Linked DNA regions of Homo sapiens: region 2 is linked to region 1. A link is a loop called in an ENCODE intact Hi-C map of the cell type or tissue named here. Cell type or tissue: dorsolateral prefrontal cortex. All regions are shown on one strand. Each heading gives the region's core, and the rest is flanking DNA. Links, peaks and the distances in the headings are about the cores only. Region 1 has its middle 64 kb from the start of UGT8. Region 2 overlaps UGT8 (UDP glycosyltransferase 8).

Region 1 (5,396 bases), core at 130-5,129:
TTTTTTTTTTTTTGAAAATTAAACAGCCTTCGGTATACTTTTATAGCAACATTAAATAGACTAAAACATTTACCTTTGAGCTGTACAAAAAGAGGCAGTTGCCAGATTTGGCCCATGAGTTGTATTTTGCTAAGTTTTGTGTAAACTATTGAAAAGTTAAGATTATTAAAGACTAGAAGGAGATAAGGGAGTGAGCAGGCGGATATTTAGAAATAGATCATTCTAGGCAGAGGGAATAGTCATTGCGATGTTTCTGAGACAGGGGAATGCTTAGTGTGTTTCATGAATAAACAGTATACCAGTGTGATTGGGCAGGTTGAGTGAGAGAAGAAAAGAGGTGAGGGATGAGGAAGGAGGGGCAAGAAAAATGAGATTGTATAGTGGGCTAATTAAAGACTTAAACTTTTACTCTGAGTGAAAAGTTGAGCCACTAGAGGACTTTGAGCAAAGGAGTAATATGATTTATTTATAAATCACGGCAACTATCACTTCTTATATCTGGAAGAAAGAAACCCTAAAAAATTGTCTGTAGTCTCAGTGTGTTTAATAGGTTTAAACACAGACAACCAGCTCTAATTGGGGTTCTATGAGAGCAAGATTCTGAGAATGAACTCTGTCTTAGCCAGAAGCACTTCTGTGATCAGTTAGCAAACGTTGCTCAAGTGTTAGGGCTGTTGGTTGCCATGTGTTTATGGTCCTCATCTAGTCTAACCTTCACCTTTTCCAAATTTGAATACACTGATCTTCCAACAGTTTACATGACTTCTACAACATCATCACCTAATTAATGTCAGCATTTCTGATCCCTAGATAGTGATCTGGATTGTATCTTGGTCCTTCACCATTTCAGTTTTTACACTTAAGGCAGTAATCAATCCCTATGCTTCCTGGAAGCTGAAAAGACATTGAAATAAAAAACCGTTGTGGTGATATTAATTACTCATGCAAACTTTACTCCCTTAAATTTATATAAACTTCACGATTTGTAAATCACTTTTGTCTTTATCTTAGTTGAGCCCCAAAATTATCTTATAAATTCTTCATAGTCCCAGAAAATTATACTAGAGCCCTGAACATGCAAGAACAGGCCCTCCAGCTGCTCCTAACTGGAATTTCATTTGTCAGTGATTGCAGAGTTTTGCTTTTTTTTTTTTTTAACAATTACATTTATAAAATTTCGTTAAAATTATTACCACAGTTATTTCACAATTGTTACTAAAATACTTCTTAGTGCAAGTGGAACAAAAGGAAGGAAGGACCAAAGCCTTCAAAATGTTCAATGATAAGCTTAAAGCTGCCATTCTTTCTGTGCATTGTGGGGAAAAGGAGGAGGAGTTTGTGCTGAGTTCCTGTGATGACTAATGAAATTTTTATTCTTTTCAATAAGAGCTTTAACAATTAGGCTGTGTTATAATGAAATGCCCATTTGTCCAAAGTCTGATTCCTGGTCCATAAATACCTCTTTGTCAGAGGTACATCCCTAAAATATGCCTTTGTCTTGAGTGGAATGCAACCAGAGGCGTTTAGTGCAAGGAGTCTCAGTAAAGCAGCCTGAAATAAACAATGGGGCTTCAGAAAAGCTGAAATGAAAATGTATATGTATATGTTTTTCTGTACCATGTGCTATTCATTACCTGACTAAAAGATTATCTACAACAATAGGGAGTAAAATTTCACACTTAAATATGATCATAGAGGAATGTTTAAAGAATCCAAATTAATGAAAGACATTTTACATTCTCAGTAACAGTGTAAAGGACATCTGGAAACTACCTTTTTTGTTGTATATTTTTAAAGGATTTTAGTTCAAAACTAACTAATGATTTTAAATAGTTTGTACTTTCCTAGAAATACTTTTAAAAAACTTTTAAGTTCAGTGGTACATGTGCAAATTCATTATATAGGTAAACTTGTATGTGTCCATGTGTTCTCATCATTTAGCTCACCTTTCAAGTCCTAGAAATACTTTTACTTTTGTATTTTGACGAAATGTATTCAGTTTTTCCTCTCATGTTACTAATGCTGTTGAAACCAGTTGGGATCTATTTTAATTACATTTTTCTTGTTGCACCACTTCATCTCCTTTCATTAATATTTAATCTCTGAGGAAAACCAAAAAATGTTGGTTTTGTATTAAATATGAACTTAGTCAGAGTGGGCTCACATTTCCAACATGATGAGAAAGAATCAGGTACTTATAAAGAATCACCATATATCAAAGAACAGAAGCAACATGGTAAAAATCTTGTGGATTTACATCAACTATAAATTGACTCTGGTGTTTTCCATAGCCTGACGTGATTCCAAAATGCCAGAGAGTCTTAAAGGGGGACTTTTTTTCTTTTTAAAGAATGGCATTTAAATGAGTAAAGAAGTGTGAGACTGTGAGGTTCCTGGAGATGGAGGGAAGTGAGGCACAGGCAGAAGGGGAAACAGTGAACAGCAATGACAGTGAGAAAGTTCCACACTCTACTGACTTTATTCTCCACTATTGTATGATCAATCCATGGATCTATGGACACCTAATAAGTCTTTGGACCCCATTCTAGTTTTCTACTCATCTTACAAATGTTAGAGCATCTGATGGGATACTGGAACTGCTGGGCCAATTTTTTTTCTTCTCATGAACAATGCATCTATCTGCCCATGTTCTGTTTGTTTCTGGAATCCCACTTTTTCTGCTTAGCTAATTTCTAATCACTGGCACCCTATCACCCAAAACTCAATGAAAGTTGCCTGCTGTGGAAAACTCTGGCACCTACAGTCTGTATTAAATGTCCCCTTTTTGAACGCCTATAATACCTTAGGTACACTTATATTCTTACGTGATTGTACATACCTTTTTTCACTTTTATTGAAGTATAATTGACAAATAAGGATTGTATATATTCAAGGTGTATGATGTGAAGTTTTTATGTACATATACATGGTAAAATGATTACTACAGCTAAGCTAATTAACATAACATCATTTCACATAACTTCATACGCGTGTTTGTGTGTGTATGTGTGTGATGAGAATATTTAAGTTCTACTATAAGCAAACTTCACATATATAATACACTATTACCTATAGTCACCATGCTATAATCTAGGTCACCAGAACTTACTTATAGCTGTAAGTTTGCAATCTTTCACCAACATCTCCCCCATTTCCCTTGCCCCCCGGTAACCACTCTCTACTCTCCATTTCTATAAGTTTAACTATTTTAGATTCCACATACAAGTGAGACCATGGGGGATTTTTCTTCCTGTGTTTTGCTTACTTCACTTAGCATAATGTCCTCCAGGTTCATCCATGTTGTTGCAAATGTCAGATTTGCCTTCTTTTTTAAGGCAGAACAATTTTACATTGTATACATGTGTATTTTCTTTATCTATTCATCCACCGACAGTTAGGTTGTTTTCATATCTTGGCTATTGTAAATAAAGCTGCAATGAACATAAGAGTGCAGCTGTCACTTTGAGATAATGATTTTATTTTCTTTGAATATATGCCCAGAAGTAGCATTGCTGGATCATATGGTAGCCCTATTTTTAATTTTTTGAGGACCCTCCATATTGTTTTTTAGAAAGGCTGTGCCAATTTGCATTCCCACCAACAATGCACAAGTATTTCCTTTTCTCCACCTTCAGTAACACTTGTCTTTTGACTTTTTGGTAATAGCTATCCTAACAGGTGTGATGTGATATCTCATTGTAGTTTTGATATTTATTTCCCTGATGATTAGTGATGTTGAGTACCTATTCATGTACCTGTTGATCATTTGTATTTCTTCTTTGGAAAAACATCTATTCAACTTCTTTGCCCATTTTTAATTGAGTTGTTTGGCTTTTTCGTTATTAAGCTGCATGCGTTTCTTATGTTTTGGATGTTAACCCCTTATCAGATATATGGTCTGCAAATATTTTTCCCATTAGTAGGTTGGAATTTCATTTAGTTGATTGTTTCCTTCACTATGCTAAAACTTTTAAATTTGATACAAGTCCCACTTGTTTATTTTGCTTTGGTTGCCTGTACTTTGGGATGTCATATACAAAAGTAATTGCTAAAATCAATGTCATGGAGTTTTTCTCCTTTGTTTAAATCTAGTTTTACAGTTTAAGACATTAATTTTAAATGTTTAATGCATTTTAGTTTATTTTGTATGTGGTGTAAGAGAAGGACCCAGTTTTATTTTTTGCATGCAGATATCCAGTTTTCCCAACACCATTTATTGAAGAGGCTATCCTTTATTTTATTGTGTATTATTGGTGCCTTTCTTGAGGATTAGTTCAAGATTAGTATATATATATATATATATATATATATATATATATATATATATATACACACACACACACATATATATATAGTGTGTATATATATATATATATGTACATACATGACCATTGCCATATTATTTTGATTACTATGGCTTTGTAATGTAATTTGAAATCAGGATGTATAATATTGATGCCTCCAGCTTGGTTCTACTTGCTGAAGATTGCTTTAGCTGTTTAGGATCCTTTGTGCTGCATATGAATTTTTAAATTAAAAAAATTTCTGTAAAAATGCCATTTTAATTTTGATAGGGTTTGCATTGAATATATAGATCAATTTGGGTAGTATGGACATTTTGAGACTATTGATTCTTCCAATTCATCAACATGGAATATCTTTTTATTTATTCGTGTCATCTTAAATTTCTTTTATTAATGTTTCATAGCTCTTAATTACAGAAATATCAACGTTTTGTTAAATTTATTTCTGAGTCTTTTATTCTGTTTTATGCCATTGTAAAGGGAATTGTTTTCTAATTTATTCTTCAAAGCATTGTTGATAGTGTAGAAATGCAACTGATTTTTGTATATATCAATTTTGTATCCTGAAACGTCATTAATTTGATAGTTCTAACAGTTTTTCATAGACTTCTGAGGGTTTTCTATATATGTAATATAATGTCATCTGCAAACAGAGATTATTTACTTTCTTTCTTAATTACATGCGTTTCTTTTTTTTTTTTCTTGCCTAATTACTCTGACTAGGATATCCAGTTGAATAGAAGTGGTGAGAGTGAGATAGTGGGCATCCTTGACTTGTTTTGATCTTAGAAAAAAGTCTTCTAACCTTTCAACATGGAATATGAGGTTGGTTGTGATTTTTGACCTTTATGGCATTTAGCTACAAATCTTCTGTATCTAGTTTGCTGGGAGTTTTTTTCATGAAGGATTGTTGAATTTTGTCAAATGTTTTCTCTGCATCTATTAATATGATTTTTATCCTTCTTTCTTTTAATGTAGTGCATCACAAAAAAAGTGTATGATATTTTTGATTTGCATATGTTGAACCATCCTTGCTTCCCAGGGATAAATTCTTTTTGATCACAGTACATGATCTTTTTAATGTGCTGTTGA
Region 2 (5,396 bases), core at 314-5,313, 120 kb before region 1:
TATGACGTTGGTATGTTAGGTGTATTAAACACATTTTGACTTAAAATATTTTCAACTTATGATAGTTTTATCACGACAGAACCCCACTGTAAGTCAAAGAACATATGTATATAAAAGAAATAGAGACTATATCAATTTTGAATTAAAACTTTTATATTCTGCTACATTTACCAAGTATATGTAAGATGCTGAAAATTTAAATGTTATCCGTAGATTGAAATAAACAAGAGCAGAATGATTTAAAATTTTATGTACAGTCCTAAGTTAGATGTACTTAAACATAAATGCTACACGGTAAAATCATATGAATACACATGGTGTATGTAAGCACCATATATAGCCTTTACTGATACGTGAAAGAGTAGAAAAAATTATATTCATCATGTTTCCTTCAGGAAAAAATCTCAGTACTTTTAGAAGATATTATTCCACTTGGCTTAGAAGGAAGAGTGGGAACCAAGGTGACATGCAAACTCCTATTTCCTGAGTTAGAGATGAAAGGCTGGAGCAGAGACAGTGAGCAAGTGGATGCCTTACTGTCCCTCAATGTAACCCCTCCCCATGATCTCTAATCTTCAGCCTAAATTCACAGAACATTTGGTGTGATGGATGCTTTATGAGAACATTGAAGGGGTTGGATTTTGGATTCGGTTGACAAGCAGGTGGTTCTGGAGTCATGAACAGATGCAAGAGCCAGAAGTTGAAGCAATCTTAAATTTGCTGAACTCACGGCAAAACTTTGAAATTGGAACTTCACGATAAGAATACTGATATCGTCCAGTGGTTTGGGAGGCCCTCAGGATATCTTAGCCATATATAAACATACAGGATTTTTTGGAATTTAAGACCCAGTTATAAAAAGCAAATTTATTTAATAACAGCTCTTAGAAAACAAACTCCATGGTAAATGTGTTCAACACACACACACGCACACACACACAAATCCTAACTCCAGAAATGTAACATTTTTACAAGTAAAAGTACTTCTACTCCTGGTCAAATATCTTCTGCTCCTGGTCAAATACCAAATTTTAAAACTGGACTAAATAATTCATTTATAATAGCAACAAAATTCATAAAGACCTACAAATAAACCTAACAGAAATATACCAAATATACCAAATATACATGAAGAAAACATGAAAACTTTTCTAAAGGACAAAGAAGGAAGGAAATCTGAATAAATGGGGACAATGGAACATGATGACAGAGACAATCAGCTACTGATTGAAGAAAAAAATATGAGGTTCTATCCCTCCGCTAGTAGAAGTCAAAGAGCGATTAAAAGTTAAATTGAATTATAATTTTTTTTTTTTTTTTTTTTGAGACAGAGTCTCGCTCAGTCACCCAGGCTGGAGTGCAGTGGTGCGATCTCGGCTTACTGCAGGCTCCACCTCCTGGGTTCACGCCTTTCTCCTGGCTCAGCCTCCCGAGTAGCTGGGACTACAGGTGCCCCCACTACGCCCGGCTAATTTTTTGTATTTTTACTAGAGATGGGGTTTCACCGTGTTAGCCAGGATGGTCTTGATCTCCTGACCTCGTGATCTGCCCGTCTTGGCCTCCCAAAGTGCTGTGATTACAAGCACAAGCCACCACGCCCAGCCTAAAAGTTAAACTGAATTATAATTTTAAAAAGACATTTTAAAAATCAACAAAATAATTAATAGACTGGCAGAAATATTACAATACACATAATAAAGGATTAACACTAAAATAAAATAGGGGGAATAAAACCACAAACACCACCAGAAAACCAGAAAGCACCCAATTCACAGAAGACAACTTAATGGCATAAACATGAAAAGAACCTTTGTTTCACATGAATAATCAGAGAAACAAATTCAAATTGTTTTCATATTGTCTATATAGTCTGTTTTCATATTGTCTATATCGACTCTGTCGATATTTAATATTTCATTAATATTTAATTCATTTTAAAGAATAGAACCTAGAATTTACCCTTTAGATATTATTTTTTTGTAATTTTCTTATAACTGTTTTTGTTTGTTTGCTGGAAGGATAAATGTCTTTTTTTAAATGGCCTCTGGGTTTACTGTTATTAGCAAGCTTTTCTCACTTCAAGATTATCTTTGAAATGGTCCATATTTTCTTTTCATAATTTTACAGCATCATTTCTTTAATGTTTTAATCTTTTATCCAATGAGAATTTATTCTGAAGGAAAGAGTAACAGTGACATCCATCTTTATTTTTAACCAAATGGTTAGCCAGTCTTGTCAACATTAGTTATTTAATATCTCATCATCTCAATTATTTGAAATGCCACCCTCACAGTCTGTTTCTGAATTCTATTCTGTTCCAATGATCTATCCATCTCTGTGCCAATACCAAAGAGTTTTATTTTACATTTTTATATTTGCAATGTTAGATTTTATTACTTTTCATTTTGGGGATTCTGTTACTCTTATACTTAGCATATTTTTAAGGACCCATCTTTTTTGGTAACTCATCAATGGCCATTTACTACCAGTACTACTACTTCTTAAGTAAGTTATGAATATTTGTGGATAAGGTACAGAATAAGCCTTCCATTTCACTCAATACAGGAATTTAGAAATTGCATCGTCTTGTACGTAGACCAGCACTGCATGCACATTTCTCCACTAGATGGCAGGACAGGAATGGAGCGACATCTGGGCTCAACCTGCTTACATGCCCAATCCCGGACTACTTCTATGGGTATAGGGGAAAAACTGACATCTTCAAATTGAAAAGAAAATGATCACAATAAGGGACCAAATACTGAACCAGAAATCAGCAACACTCATAGGCACTCCCCTCACTATATCAGAATGAATAATTCCATTCCTATGCAACTTAAGTAACAGATATCTATAAAGTAATTTTGTTTATAGCTATAAAGTAATTTTCTATGTCTTTTGAAAAGACAACCTTACAATAAAAATAATCATTTTATCTTCTTGTAGGATTAAGTCATCTGTTTGAAGTCTTTTATGGGAAAAGGTAGCATAATAAGGAAATATGGATAATATACATTCTATTTCCTATAATCAGATGCTATATGTTAAGTATTTGCATTTATTTTAATGATCGTGATCCGGATAGACACTGATTTGTTTCTAGTATTGCCAGATTTCTTATCCTAGAGTAATTATATACCAAATGCCTTGACTGGACCACAGGAAGAATGTAGTGAGGGGCTTGTTGTCCTCCCATGTCCCTCCATGTGGTACTGTCCAGCTTAAGCCGGTAAAGCAGCCTGGCTCTGTGAGGCTGGAGATGGGGCAGAACAGAAGCTAAGCAATGTACCAGAGTCAGACTCGGGGAGCAACTACTCCCAAAGTATAAAATTTTCATTATTTTCAGGTAATGTTTTGATATTAGGGATGTCAAACAATGGAAGATGGTGAAAAAATATTCAAAGAAGTGGAAAGCAAGATCTTGAAACTTTTAAAGAAGACACTCATTGGGTAATGCCTTCTTAAAAATATACTCATCCCCCTATCCGAAAATAAACAATTTTTTTTTATTCATTGTGGCCAATGTAAAACACATCCCAATGCAAGAAAATTGTAAGTAGCTTCTTAAAAAATGAGCTTCAGAAACAGTGCAAGTATAATTAAAAGTTGAACGGTGCAAGCCCACCTCCATCCTTGCTATCCTGGATTCTGAGGACATCAGAGTCTTTTAGACCTCTAGAGAGGATAACAGGTCTGAGGTGTGGGGACACACTAGGCTGTCATGTTTGCACTCCAGATCTCTCCTGATACCAGCCTGCAACCCAAACCCACTCTTTTCTCTCCTCCAAGAATGGGAGCCTTGAGAAGGGGCCAGCACAGTAGAGAAACCTATAACACTGCATCCTTTGTTGGCCCCATCCATTCTGAGGAAAAGAATGCCTGGACTGTGAGAGAATCCTACACAGAGATGATAATGGGAGATGAGGGGGGTGGGTGTTGGAGTTCCTTTTCTTATTCCCAACACCAACATCAATAGGCCTCTTTTCCCATTTAATATTTCTGATACAAAGAATGCTCTGCTTTGGTCAGGTGGGTTGCAAAGAATTTCATTCTGCAAAATTTAGTAGGTAAAATGATAGTGAACATTTTGATAGCAAATGCTCTTAAAAAAATCTTGGGATATCAAATGTGATCTCTGACTACTGCTAATATAGTTAACCAAGACTTATTAAACAACAACAACAAACAACACTGAAAATATAAAGGTCACCATTCAAAATAAAAATGCACCAATCATTGTTTTCACTGATTTGTTTGGCAAGAGGCTTGCTTCAAACCCCAATTCCACAATTTGCTGTATGATCTTAATGATGCCACCTATTCTCTCTGAGGCCCAGCTTCCTCATCTCTAAAAACACTTACGATACTTTACAAGCACACTGCAGAGATTAAATGAGATTAAATATATAAAAGTGCTTTGTCAACTAAAAATTATGCTGTTCTCTTCCCTGGCCATGATATCTGATAAGTAATACACAGATTATGGACTGAAATGATATCCACATTGAGAAAAGGAAAAAAAAAAAGGTCATTCTGCACCAAGATATTTTCTCTCAGTTGTATTTGTTCACTATGTTTTGGACTTTTCAGAATAAAGTTGTTTAAAATACATAAATGAAAAGTAGTACCAAAAATGTTCACATGCAGCATCAAATCTAGTTTTCAGTTTTTCAGAAAACTCAAATGATTTCCCAGATCATCTAGAAGGGTATAAACTACAATTACGCTACAGAAGCAATAGAGAGATCAATGTCAAGGCAATGGTTCTATTTTTAAAATCTCAAAAGATGCCTTCAACACAGTGAAAGTTCAGGAGAATGAAATAAGCACCCAGAAGGGTGTATTCATTTCCACTGAGATTCTGCAGTATCGGTTTTTCTTCATTGTGAGCTTGATTAATTTTGCCAGTACAGTTACAATTAAAATAAGTAAGCAAAATTTGAAACCCTGATTTGACTTTGAAAAGTTAAATTTTCAAGGTTCTTAAGACCTTCAAGGAACTGAACACAAGCAGCAGGGACATCCCGAGGATATGATGATGGCAAGGTACTGAGGAGATATGGAAAGTAACCACGAGATAGAAAAAAAGGACAAAAATAATAAACGGAGGTGAAACTCTCACCAGAAAAAAAAAATCACTACGGAAATGATATCTAAATCTTTCTTACGTTACAAAAGAAATTTGATTAATGGACTTGGAAACCCACCTAATTTCTGGGTCACTATTTGATAAATGATTATTTGATAGCCATGACCAGCTGCTATGTACCATATCTGACACTTGGGACATATCAAAGAATAAATAAACAAAATGTTCTGTCTTCAGAGAGTTTATATTTTTTAATGAGGCCGTACCTACAGTAAGTAGATATGGGGAAATGAAGAGCAGATAAAGT

The links. Peaks named below come from ENCODE experiments on the same cell type or tissue, not always from the same donor. Only the 100,000 strongest peaks of a DNase experiment are listed, where the experiment ranks them.
Region 2: it touches region 1 in a loop (2.3-fold over the local background); 3 of 110 quality-filtered maps call a loop at or near these places.

The regions. Positions count from the first base shown.
Region 1 is chr4:114,531,956-114,537,351 of GRCh38, reverse strand. No RefSeq gene overlaps it. Among named protein-coding and RNA genes, the nearest start is that of UGT8, 64 kb to the left of the region's middle. In dorsolateral prefrontal cortex, for the core only: no CTCF peak of the experiment used is centred there; no DNase peak of the experiment used is centred there; H3K27ac peaks cover 2,809 bases.
Region 2 is chr4:114,656,819-114,662,214 of GRCh38, reverse strand. The region is part of intron 2 of UGT8 (UDP glycosyltransferase 8); the gene reads right to left. It overlaps MIR577 (microRNA 577), which reads right to left; the gene lies at 5,361-5,396. Among named protein-coding and RNA genes, the nearest start is that of MIR577, 2.8 kb to the right of the region's middle. In dorsolateral prefrontal cortex, for the core only: CTCF peaks have their summits at 2,417 and 2,618 (motif pointing right); DNase peaks (open chromatin) are centred at 2,644 and 3,242; H3K4me3 peaks cover 2,783 bases; H3K27ac peaks cover 5,000 bases.